Linked DNA regions of Mus musculus: region 1 is linked to region 2. Evidence: chromatin contacts called from ENCODE POLR2A ChIA-PET data. All regions are on one chromosome and are shown on one strand. Each heading gives the region's core, a stretch centred on a gene start or an enhancer-like site at or near the end of the contact. The rest is flanking DNA. Distances are from core to core; before and after follow the strand shown.

Region 1 (5,708 bases), core at 3,081-5,580, 90 kb after region 2:
GTCTCACAAAACCAAAGCAACAACCAACAAATCCCCCTGTCCTGCAACGTGGTGCGGCGTCCCTGTAATCTCAGCACTGGGGAAGTAGAGGGAAAAGGATCAAAAGTTCAAAGTTGGGCCGGGCAGTGGTGGCGCACGCCTTTAATCCCAGCACTTGGGAGGCAGAGGCAGGCGGGATTTCTGAGTTCAAGACCAGTTTGATCTACAGAGTGAATTCCAGGACAGCCAGGGCTATACTGAGAAACTGTCTGGAAAAAAAAAAGTTCAAAGTTGGGACTGGAGAAGTGACTCAGGAGGTTAAGAACACTGCTAATCTTCCAAAGGACATAGGTTTGATTCCCAGCACCCACATGGTGGCTCACAACTGTCTGTAACTCCAGCCAGGGGATCTGATGATTGCTTCTGGCCTCCAAGGGCTCCAGACATACATGTGATACACAGATATACATGCAGACAAAACACCCACCCCCACAAAATACATAAATTTCTTTTTAAAAGTTATATAAATAAAACTCTATGGGATATATTAAAATAGTTCTAAGTCATCCTTTATATTAAATTCATGGCCAGGCTGGGCTATAAAAGACCATTCCCCCCCCCAAAAGGGGGAAAAACCCACCCTGTTTAAAATGTAACCTGTAGGCTTATGCCAGACCCCAGTTCACAGTTTGTATCTTTGAATCTTATCTTCTAAGCCCTTATTTATCTCACACCTGAGTCATTTAGTAGTGAGTCCTGTTCCAGAAATGAGCACAGTACCCTAAAAATCAAGAGGGCAGGAACTCTAAGGAACACAGCACCCACCAGGGGCAAACACTGACATACGTACAATCCAGAATTGAACATTCCATCTCTACCCCAACTATTTTTTTGAGACAGGATTTCATTGTATTCTGGTTGGTCTAGAACTTACTCTGTAGCCCAGGTTAGCCTCTAATTGTAGTGTTCCTCCTGTCTCAGTTCCCCATGTACAGCAATTACAGTCAGAGCCATTCTGCCCCCTTCTGGTCCCTCCCTGGTGTTTTCAGTCTCCGGAAGTGGGGATCCTCTGTCTAGGACTGGAGTGACTCTGTACTGAAGGTGATGGTCCAAAGCCAGCAATGATCCCGTAATGGAGGCAGGCAGCCAGCCCAAACCTTCCAAACATTTCTCAATCGCTGTGCCACAGGCCAAGTTCTACTCGCTCCCTGAGCCCGATCGGACCAAGAATGCAGCCAAGTACATCAGAATGAAGATGCTTCAGGCTAGCAGCCAGGCCTCCATGAAAGGCCAGAGAAGTTCTCTTGACAGCCCTTGTTCCAGCTCAGTCTAGCGTGGCAGAGCTGGGCCACTTCTGCCTGCACCTGACAAACTGGCAGAAGGGCTGCCCTCTGTGGAGCTGCACGGAAGAGGAAAAGGCTGTCTGTGAACCTAGCACCAGGGGGTTGGAGGCCCGGGGAGGAGGAGTTCAAAACCAGCCTCAACTGAGACAAGGCCAACTTGGGCTAAATGGGACCCAGTCTCAAAACAACAACATAATGTGCATAGTGGGTGCTTGTCCAGTGGCAGAGCCAGCAAGGCAGCTGATGTTTCTTTCCAGTGACCTTGATGTTGTAAGTGGTAAAGCCAACTTGAAGGTCTCCGTAAGGCTCTGAAGGACAGGAGTCCTATTTGATAGGGCACAGAGCTTTCTGCTGTTGCCTCAGGTAACACACTAAAAGCACATAGTGGGGCAGCAGGTAGAATCCTGATGATCTGAGTTAGATCCCCAGAGTTTACAGAACTCCCGAAAGTTGTCCTCTGACACACAAACACACAAAAAAAAAAAAAAAAAGGGAATGGACTCTACGGGATATATTAAAATATATAGGGTGTGGTGGCACATGCCTTTAATCCCAGCACTCAGGAAGCAGAGGCTGGAAGATCTGTGAGTTCAAGGCCAGCCTGGTCTACATAGCAAGTACCAAGACCTAATCTCAAAAATGAAATAAAACAGGGGCTGGGGAGATGGCTCAGTGGTTAGGGGCACGTGTTGCTCTCCCAGAGATCCTCTTTCCCAGCACCTGCACGCACAGCGGTTCACACCCATCTGTAACTCAGTTCCAGGAAATTCTCTGCCCTCCTCTGAGCTCTGCAGGGACCAGGCACAAGCACTTACAGATATACACAGGCAAAAACTCATATCCATACAAATAAAAATTAAACAAACTGGGGCTGGAGAGAGGGCTCAGCCGGTAAGAGCACTGACTGCTCTTCCAGAGGTGCTGAGTTCAATTCCCAGCAACCACATGGTGGCTCACAACCATCTGTAATGGGAACTGATGCCCTCTTCTGGTGTGTCCGAAGACAGCTACAGTGTACTCATATATATAAAAGAACATTTAAAAAAAATCTTTAAAAAAAATAAACTGTAATAAAAATAAAAAGCATGACTTTAAATTTCTGATTCCTCTGTCTGCCCCGTCAAGGACTGGAATTCCAGGCAGGTGTTACTACAACTCTTGGCTTTTAAAACACATGGCAGAGCCAGGCACTGGTGGTACACGCCTTTAATCCCAGCACTTGGGAGGCAGAGGCAGGCAGATTTCTGAGTTCGAGGCCAGCCTGGTCTACAAAGTGAGTTCCAGGACAGCCAAGGCTAAGAGAAACCCTGCCTCAAAAAACCAAAACACATGGCAGTCTGGCTGGGAGTGGAGTTGCTTCCTAGAAGCAAGGCCCCAGGGTCTGATCTACAACAGCACCAGAGTATTAACTTAGCAACAGAGTAGTTTTACGTAATTTGAGTGTGGGTGATGTAAGGAGTCTCCTCCACGACAGAGCATTCATTATTACTCAAGAGGTTCGATCTCCATAACCAAAGGGGGGGGGGGGGAGTGGGCTGGGCAATGTGGCCCTTGCATCGTCTTTAATAGCAGCAATCAAATCTGAGAGTAGATCGCTTGGTCTACCCAGCAACTATCAGGCCAGAGCTAAAGTAAAACCTGCCTCAAAGAAAAAAAATTTTTTTATTTAGTATATGCCAGGCACCAGGTAAAGGACTGAGGCCAACGCAAGGGTAGAGGCCAGCAATAGGAGGCCGGGGAGAGGCCACCGGTCCAGCCAGCTAAGGTTTCCTCCAAAAGTCCTTTCAGAGCCAAGTTTTCAAAGACCAGTCAGGTGGCTCCGACGACTCCAGAACAGTACCGCTTCTAGCAGCCTGAACTGTGGTGTGCGTCAGACCACAGGAAAACAGAAGGGGACAGAAGCCACGAGAATGGCCTTCAACTGTTCCACCCCTGGGCCGCGGGAAAAGTCTGGAACGCACCATACTCTGCCTCCTTCTCACGGAGACCCCCAACTTCTCCTGCGTTAAGGGCCACCAAGGTATGCAAACTACTGGAGGAGCTTCAAAGCCCTCTAAGCACCAAGCACTTTACAAGTTAAGTCAGAAAATACAGCCCAGTGGTGACGCGAAGCTCTGCAAACACCTTTCCCTGGGACCCTCACGTCCCGGTTGGGGGCTTGTTTTCTCTTCTCGGATACCACGTTAACATGATTGGGAACCACTCGCCAGAGGAAATGAGAACTGTCTCTTGAAGCCAGCACTGTCCCAGGTAGCAAGGACCCTTCTCACGCTCTGTGCCTCCGTTTCCCCAATCCCAAAACTGCAGTAAGGACAACTGAGCCTCTGCAAATTCCTCCACGGGGGTGATCGGCAGGGGAGAATAGAGAACGCCCTTGGGTTGTTTTGCCAAGTACCCGGGCGTGGCGAGCAGGTGGCCCTAACCGCAGGGTTACCAGTGCGCAAACAGGTGCCCGCGGGCGCGGTGCGCGCTACCACCCGGGCCACCTTGGCCCCGCACCTCGCGCTCTGGTTCCTCGGCGTGGCCTCTGTCCGTGCAGTGTCCAACCGGGACAGGCGGTCGCAGGCCCGCCTCTCTGCCTACCCGCGATGCCCTGGTGTCCACGCTGAAGCAGCGGGAGAGCAACCCTGGCCGGCCCGGAACCGGGGCTTCCTGGAGGCGGAGACCGCGCCGCCCACCCGCCTCTGCTCACCAGTTCCCCGAGCCCACGATGCACACTTTCAGAGGCGCCGCTGCCATGGCCAAGCCGGATCGCTGCTGCACAGCCTTCCTCTCAGGGCCAAGCCGGATCGCTGCTGCAAGTCGGATCGCTGCTGCAAGTCGGATCGCTGCAACACACACTGTGCCTCCCAGGCCGGCTGCTCACCTCCACAGGAACGGCCTAGTATAGGCGCTCCGGGCGACCCCGCCCCGCCCTCCTGTCCGCCAATGGCCACCGCCACCCTGCCTAGGCGCCTAGGGCCACAGCTGACAGCCCGGAGGACCCGCCCCACCACTCCCAGGAACCACTGCGCACGCCTGGTCCGGGTGGGTGGCCGGGTCAGCCTCCGGTGTCGCCCCACCCCTGCCCTAGGAATGTTGGGATGTGTAGTCCACCTCCCTGCGGGCTCCCTTTCAGTTCCAGGCGGGCCACGTGCAGGCCAATGTTATTGCGCAGACTGGAGCTCTGAGCTCCTGCTGCTGAGTGTCACTATCCTGGACAGAGCAAGCCCGACCCAACTTATACAAGTGTCACCTAATCGCAATTTGCGCAGGGACAACTATCACTTAAGGGTGGAGCCTAGACAGCCTAAGTAGTTGACTATGAATTCACCCAGATTTGGAGCCTGCGCCTGCTTTAACAACGGCTGTCAAATTCGTATAAACGGGACAAGTCCAGGCACCCCTGAATTTCCTAGCGAGCCTGGAGCTTTAAGTCTTCTGCCATTGATCTGGGAGTATCTACTCTACAAGGGTGGCGTCGTAGTTCAGTTGGTAGAGAACTAGATTGAACACAGGAAGTTCAAACACTAGCGCCTGGTGGCTCTGGCCTGTAATCACAGCACGTGGGAGACGGAGGGAGAATCTGGAGTCCCAGGTTATCCTTGGCCAAATAAAAATGGGAGGCCACCTTGTCGCAAACAAGTACCCTTGCATTTCAGGATGGAAAACTTGTCTACACAGGATCAAAGCAGAAACTTGAACTGTCCCCCTCATACGGTTACCCAAAGGGCATGCCCCTTTTCTCTCCCTGCCAGAGCTTCACAAAAAAGCCATCCAAACTGCTGTACTGCAATTGGGCACGCCGCGGCCGCGAAAAACAGAGATGGTGGAATGTGTTGTAATCTCAGCTTCAGGGAGGTAGAGACAGGACGATCGGCAGTTCAATGTCATCCTTAACTAGACAGTGAGTTTGAGGCTAACCTGGGTCACGTGAGCCCCTATCACAAAGCAAAAGCAAGAATGGAGAGTGCTAGCTCACTTAGCAAGGAAAGGTGTAACCCTAATGGAAGTCAGATCTCCAGGGCCCACGGAGGAAGGAGAGAATCGCACAGCCTCACAATAGTAAACAAACTTATTTTAATTAATTCATTTGTTGAGACAGAGTCTCACAGTGTAGCCCTGGATGGTCTAAAACATGCTAAAGACCAGGGTGGCCTCAAACTCACAAGAGGTCTGTCTGCCTCTCCCTCCCAAATGCTGGGATTAAAGGCAACTATCTGGATTAAATTAAATTCATTAAATTAATGTCTGGTTTAAAATAAATTTAATTTAAAAATAGAATAGGTTTATTTCTTGCACTCTAGAGGCAGAGGCAAATTAGTCTCTTTGAGTCAAGGCCAGCCTGGTCTACATAGCAAGTTCCAGGTCAGCCAAGGCCAAACAGTGGGATCATTTTAAAACACC
Region 2 (5,717 bases), core at 32-2,531:
TAAACTTCCGTCCAGTCTCTGACTCAGTTTCCTCGCGTGTAAAATAAGCTTACTTGCAACCACCTTCAAGGGAGAGCGCATCAGGGCCTACACAAACTTAGAAGCTCCTCCAGGACTGACACCCTGGTAGAGGGCGAGGACAATAGATAGTGGCCTCCACCAGTAGTCAACAGAACTCCAGGCGGAAGGCCTGGCTTCCCAGGAACAGCACGTACAAGTCCTGCCTCCCTCCCGGGCACTTGCCCAGCCCCCACCAGGATGTGCTCAGTCCGTACAGCGGCCCTCAAGGGCTTAAAGAGGTTGAGATTCTCAGATTTATTCAGGGAAATGTTCTTGATTCATCTGTATTTGACCACAGGAAGTTAATTACTCAGAAGTTCTCTCCTTTATAACTTTTAATAGGAAAACTTTTAAAACTGGGGGTGCGGCTCAGCGATAGAGCATCCGACTGGCACGTGAAGCTCTGAGTTCCAGACCAGCACTTTGGAAGGGTCAGTTTGATAACAAACAAACAAACAAACAAACAAAAACGTTGTTTTTTAGGGACCCCTGCACGTGGAGATCAGGTGAGGTAGGCCCTAAGTATTCCAGACACCCATTATCTATAAACGCCCACCAAAGTATCCGGCTCCCGGGAAAGACCACCATCCTTCGAATGAAAACAGCAAGCTGTGAGTTACCTCCCACAGCAGACATCCTGAGGGTCACAACCCTGGTTCCCAAGGGAGCCTCAGGTGAAAGAACCTGAATGTGAGTTTTGCACTTTACAAAGAAGTCGAAGCTCAAGAGTGTTCCCGGAGCCCGCGGGAAGACCGGAGCCAGCTCGGTGGGCGGAGCTGGAGGCGCGCGAGCTAGCCGAGTCCACCTGCCTCCCTCCGCCCGGCCCAGCCCGGCCCGGCCCGACACTTACGATCTCGGCTACGATCAGGAGCCCCGGCGGGGTACGGAGGAACTCTCGGTCGTAAGCGAAGCTGCTGCTGGTGGTGGAGAAGTTCTCCGCAAAGGAGCTGGTAGTGGTGGTGACCGTGTGCGAGCGCGCGCGCTGCTGCTCTTCCATCGTCGCCCCGGGAGCTGGCCCGGGTCCCCGAGGACCCTACCCCCACCCAATGAGTTCCCTGGGCTCAGGATCGCGGGCCAGGGAATCGCGGATGATGGGAGGCGGGCAAACCCGGGTGATCTCCAGGGTCAGGTCCGCAAGTGTCCCAACACCTCGGCGAGCGCACTCTGGGTCTGCTCGGAGACCCGGGAACGGGATCGCTGGCGACCGGTGGCAGTGGACTGCGGGGGAGGGGAGAGAAGAGGAGGGGCGTAGACTGGGCGGGTGAGGGCGGGCACTCCAGGACCTCCCCTCGGGGGCGCCGCCGCGCGGCCACAGCACCTGTCTCCCAGGGACTGAGAGCTCTCGGGGGTGCAGGGACGCGTACCGGATCGCTAAGGGTGAGCGGCACCTCCTGGTCACACTCCTTCTAGCTCGAGCCACAATTAGGCTCCGCCCACCTAGGGCCACCAGACTTGGACCAGCTTCCTCCCACCTGGCTGGACTAGCAGCAGGGCCTCTTAAGGAAACTCAGGCCTCTAGGGACGTGGCCGCTCCAGGACTACAGGCGGTTGGGGGAGGGAGGCTAGAATTGTGACCTAACCAGACCTTAAACCAGGGATCGATGTGAGGCCGCTTGGACAGCCCTCACCCACTCCGCTGCAGCCGTCACCAAAGCCGGCGCTGTTTCCTGCCCCTCCTGTCCGGAACAATTTGAGGAACCAACTTAATCGCCGGGGAGTGAGAGCGAGAGGCTTCTAGGCGCTCTCCACAACTTTGGCGGAGACTAGCTGGATTGTGGAGAGGAAGATGGAAAGTGGGGGAGATGTTCGGGATTCCTGGTCAAGATGTATCAATATGACAGATCTCATTAGCTTTGGGGGGGGGGGGGCTTGTTTCAAACTTGAATGGAACCGTCTGTGCAAAGTGATGTTTATGACAAGCTAGTTGTGCTTCCCGGGGTCAGGGAGGAGGGGTGGACATCTCCTTGCGTGGGCAGCTGTGTGCCAGTCAGGTGAGTGCTGCGCAGAACCCTGGGTACTTGTGTAATTAGCATGAAGTTATTGGTTCTGCTTTACTGGACCTCAGTGCTACCACCCGTGTTTCAAGACGGACTTTGATGGACGATGGACATTTGGCTAAAATGATCTGCTTCCATGTGCCTGTCCTCCTCTTGTTTTGTGAAGAGTGACAAGAGACAATTCATCTGAACCCACCAAGTGGGCTTTGATTCGAAGTGAAGGCATATCAGATTTTAAAAGTTGTCAGAAAGTGTATCCTATTGGTGGATCCGAAAAGAAAGCACAAAGAACAAGCTAATAGAAGGAGTTAGTTTATGGGAGATGGTGGCTCACACATTTAATCCTAGCACTCAGGAGGCAGAGGCAGGCAGATCTCTGAGTTCCAGACCAGCCTGGTCTACAGAGTGAGTTCGAAGACAGCCAGAGATACACAGAGAAACCCTGATTTGAAAAAACAAACAAACAAACAAACAAACAAAAACATCTTTTTAACCTGGGTGGTGGTGTTGCAAGCCTTTAATCCTAGCCTGGAGAGGTAGAGGTTTGAGGCCAGCCTGGTCTACAGAGTGAGTTCCAGGACAGCCAGAGATACACAGAGAAACCCTGTCTTGGGGGTGGGGTGGGGGCGGGGAGAGTTTAAACCTGGGTCCTCCCTAGGAAAACTCTAGGGTAAAGTGTTTCAAGAATATGCCAACAGTTTCAGTGTGGTGGCTCATACTGATAATTTCATCACTGGGGGAGCTGAGGCAGGAGGATAGAGTTCAAAGCTAGCCTAAAGTTACAGGGTAAGGGGCTGGTGAGATGGCTCAGTGGTTAAGAGCGCCGACTGCTCTTCTGAGGGTCCCGAGTTCAAATCCCAGCAGCCACATGGTGGCTCACAACCATCCATAACTAAATCTGATGCCCTCTTCTGGAGTGTCTTCAGACAGCTACAGTATACTTACCTATAATAATAAATAAATCTTAAAAAAAAAAAGTAAAGTTACAGGGTGAGACCCTGTCTGAAATAATAGTCTGTGCTACATAGTGAGCTCAGCCTAGATACAGAAACCCTATCTAGAAATACATAGTTCAAGGTCATATTGGGATCCATAGAGGGTTTGAGGCCAGGCTGGGCTACATAGTGAGACCCAGTCTCTCCTCCCACCACCAATGAAAAAAAAATTTTTTTCCTTGAGGTAGGCACCTGCCACCCATGATAACAAGTAGTTCTGGGATTAAAGGCATAGACCACTACTTCTTTCTTTCTTTCTTTCTTTCTTTCTTTCTTTCTTTCTTTCTTTCTTTCTTTCTTTCTTTCTTTCTGTTTCATGTGCATGGTAGTGTCTGATCCCCTGGAACTGCGGTTACAGACCTTGTGGGCTGCAGTTTGGGTGCTGGAAATTAAACTCACATCCTCTGAAAGAGTAGTCAGTGTTCTTAACCACTGAGCCACCTTTCCAGCTTCCGGAATTCAAGTTTTAGACCCCACTGTAGACCAAACCACTGAGGACAGAGCTAGGAAGCTGTATGGGAATGAGCCTCCAAAAACCAAGTGCTCAGAGAAATTGCTCAAGTGGCTGGAAGTGAGAGACAGGGGAGTCTGGAGGAGCCTAAGGCAACACATACCCAATACTGAAGACTTGAAGTCTCAGCGATTCTACTCATAATACAAAGGACACTCCCTTTCTGAGACCCCTGGGGCAGGATGGTTTTCAGGAGTCTGGCTTTTCTTTACTTTGGGAAGGTACACTAAGTGACTGGAGAGATGACCCAGGCACTAAGAGCGACACTGCTTTTACTGAAGAGCGGAGTTGGGTTCCCAGCACCCATGTCAAGCAGTTCATGACCACCTGCAGCTCTAACTCCAGCGGATCCAACGCCCTCTTCTGGATTCCTCAGGCACCTGCACCTCACATTCACTCAACAAAGACACAGATGTGTACATAAAGATAAATCTTTAAAAAGTAAAATAAGTATATATGCCATTTTCTTTGTGTGTGTGCACACATGTGGGGCATGAGTGTGTGTGCATATATGTGTGTGGGGGTGAATGTGTGTAGGGGGTGAGTGTGTGGGAGTGAGTGCGTGTGTAAAGGCCAGAGGAAGACATTCAGTGTTGTATTCTGTCACTGTGTCAGGGTCTGCCACTGATCTTGGAGCTAGGCCGGCATCCAGCAAACCCCAGTGGCCCTCCTGTATCCACCTCTGATGGCTCTGGAGTTAAAGACAAGTTTGTGATCAGACCTGGCTTTTTATATGAATGCTGGGGGTTTGAACTCATGACCTCAGGCTTATGCAGCAAGTTCTCTTCTCCACTGCCCACCTCCCCAGCTCCAACAGATGCACATACAGTGTATGATTCTGTGCAAGGTCCCAGTCAATTGTACTAATTTTCTGTAGTGGGACTATGTTTGTGTTGGATTATCTATCACAGTACTACAATGATTCTGAACACCAACAGCTTCAAATCACCATTTTATTTGCCCAGGAAACTGTTGACTATGAATTGCAGCTAGGCTTGGCAGGCAGGAGTTGGAGGCATGCTCACATCTGGGAACTGGCCGGACTAGGTAATTGAGAAGGTATCCCTCCCATAGACGCTACACTCACTGGGCTTGCTTTTCCACGAAGCTGGACTCTCTTGCAGCATGGTGGGCTCTGCAGCTGCTGGCTACTAAGAGGGGCAAAAGAGATACATTAGTTATTTTTCTTGTTGCTTCAAGTCCCTGACAATGGCAACTTAAAGAAGGAAGGGCTCACTGGGGTTCACAGTTTGAGAAGGATACAGTAGCCATAACTGGAGAGGTCTGTTGTCAGGAACATGTTGCAGCTGGCCATACTTATCCACAGTCAGGAAGCCGAGAGAGGAGTGTGTGTGTGTGTGTGTGTGTGTGTGTGTGTGTGTGTGATACTCAGTTGGCTTTTTCCATCTCATGTCCAAGTGTCCATGGTACTGTCCCACCCATATTCACAGGGAGAGTTTTCTCAGTTTCGTTAAACTTTCCCGGAGACTCTTCCTCAGACACACCCAGAGGTGTGCCTCCTAGGTGATTCTAAATCCAATAAAGTTAACCTGAAGATGAACTATCACAAGCAGGGACCTCAGGCCCAGACCCTCAAGGTACATAGCATCTTCAAAACAAAACACACAGACAACAGATTCCACTGGTAAAGGCCAGCCAGATTTGAACAAGAAAAACAGACATCGTCTTTGCATGGAAGGAGCCTCACAGAATTATGCTCATCTCCTAACCTACCAAGGAGACAAACCAAGGTAATAAATAGCTCCAGTCAGGTTGAGTTAGATTTCTCACCAACTACATTTTTCTGTGAACTTAAGAAACTCTTCCCTGAGGATTCTGTGTTGGACAGAACTTAGAGCTAAGATCTGTAGGAATACAAAACCAAAGAAGAAATCAGGAAGATGGGAGGCTTGCTGGGTTAAGCATTTACCACCAAGGCTGGGACCCATGGAGCAGAAGGAAGAATTGATACCCCCTGGGTTGTCCTCTGACCTCGAAGCACATGCTTTGAGATAGCCCCACTCCAAATGTGAATACAAAGTTAAAACAGCCAAGTGTGGGGGTTCATATGCTCAACCCCACTAGGAAGCAGAGGCAGGCAGACGGATAAGCATCCCAGAGTAGCCTGGTCTGCATAGCTACACAGTAAGTTTC

Evidence for each region. ChIA-PET counts read pairs that join two places held with the same protein, here RNA polymerase II (POLR2A).
Region 1: POLR2A ChIA-PET joins it to region 2 with 13 read pairs in embryonic stem cell. The contact joins the promoter of Gpd1l here to the promoter of Cmtm8 in region 2. POLR2A ChIA-PET finds 5 or more read pairs at or near these places in 3 of 5 experiments (Patski and embryonic stem cell).

What each region holds. Positions count from the first base shown.
Region 1 is chr9:114,929,657-114,935,364 of GRCm38, forward strand. Gpd1l (glycerol-3-phosphate dehydrogenase 1-like) reads right to left here and starts at 4,331. Exons shown (of 8, transcript NM_175380.5): 1 at 4,015-4,331. The coding sequence starts at 4,061.
Region 2 is chr9:114,842,871-114,848,587 of GRCm38, forward strand. It overlaps Cmtm8 (CKLF-like MARVEL transmembrane domain containing 8), which reads right to left and starts at 1,282. Exons shown (of 4, transcript NM_027294.2): 1 at 911-1,282. The coding sequence starts at 1,057. Gm30448 (a long non-coding RNA gene) reads right to left here. Exons shown (of 3, transcript XR_379920.3): 3 at 4,509-4,714.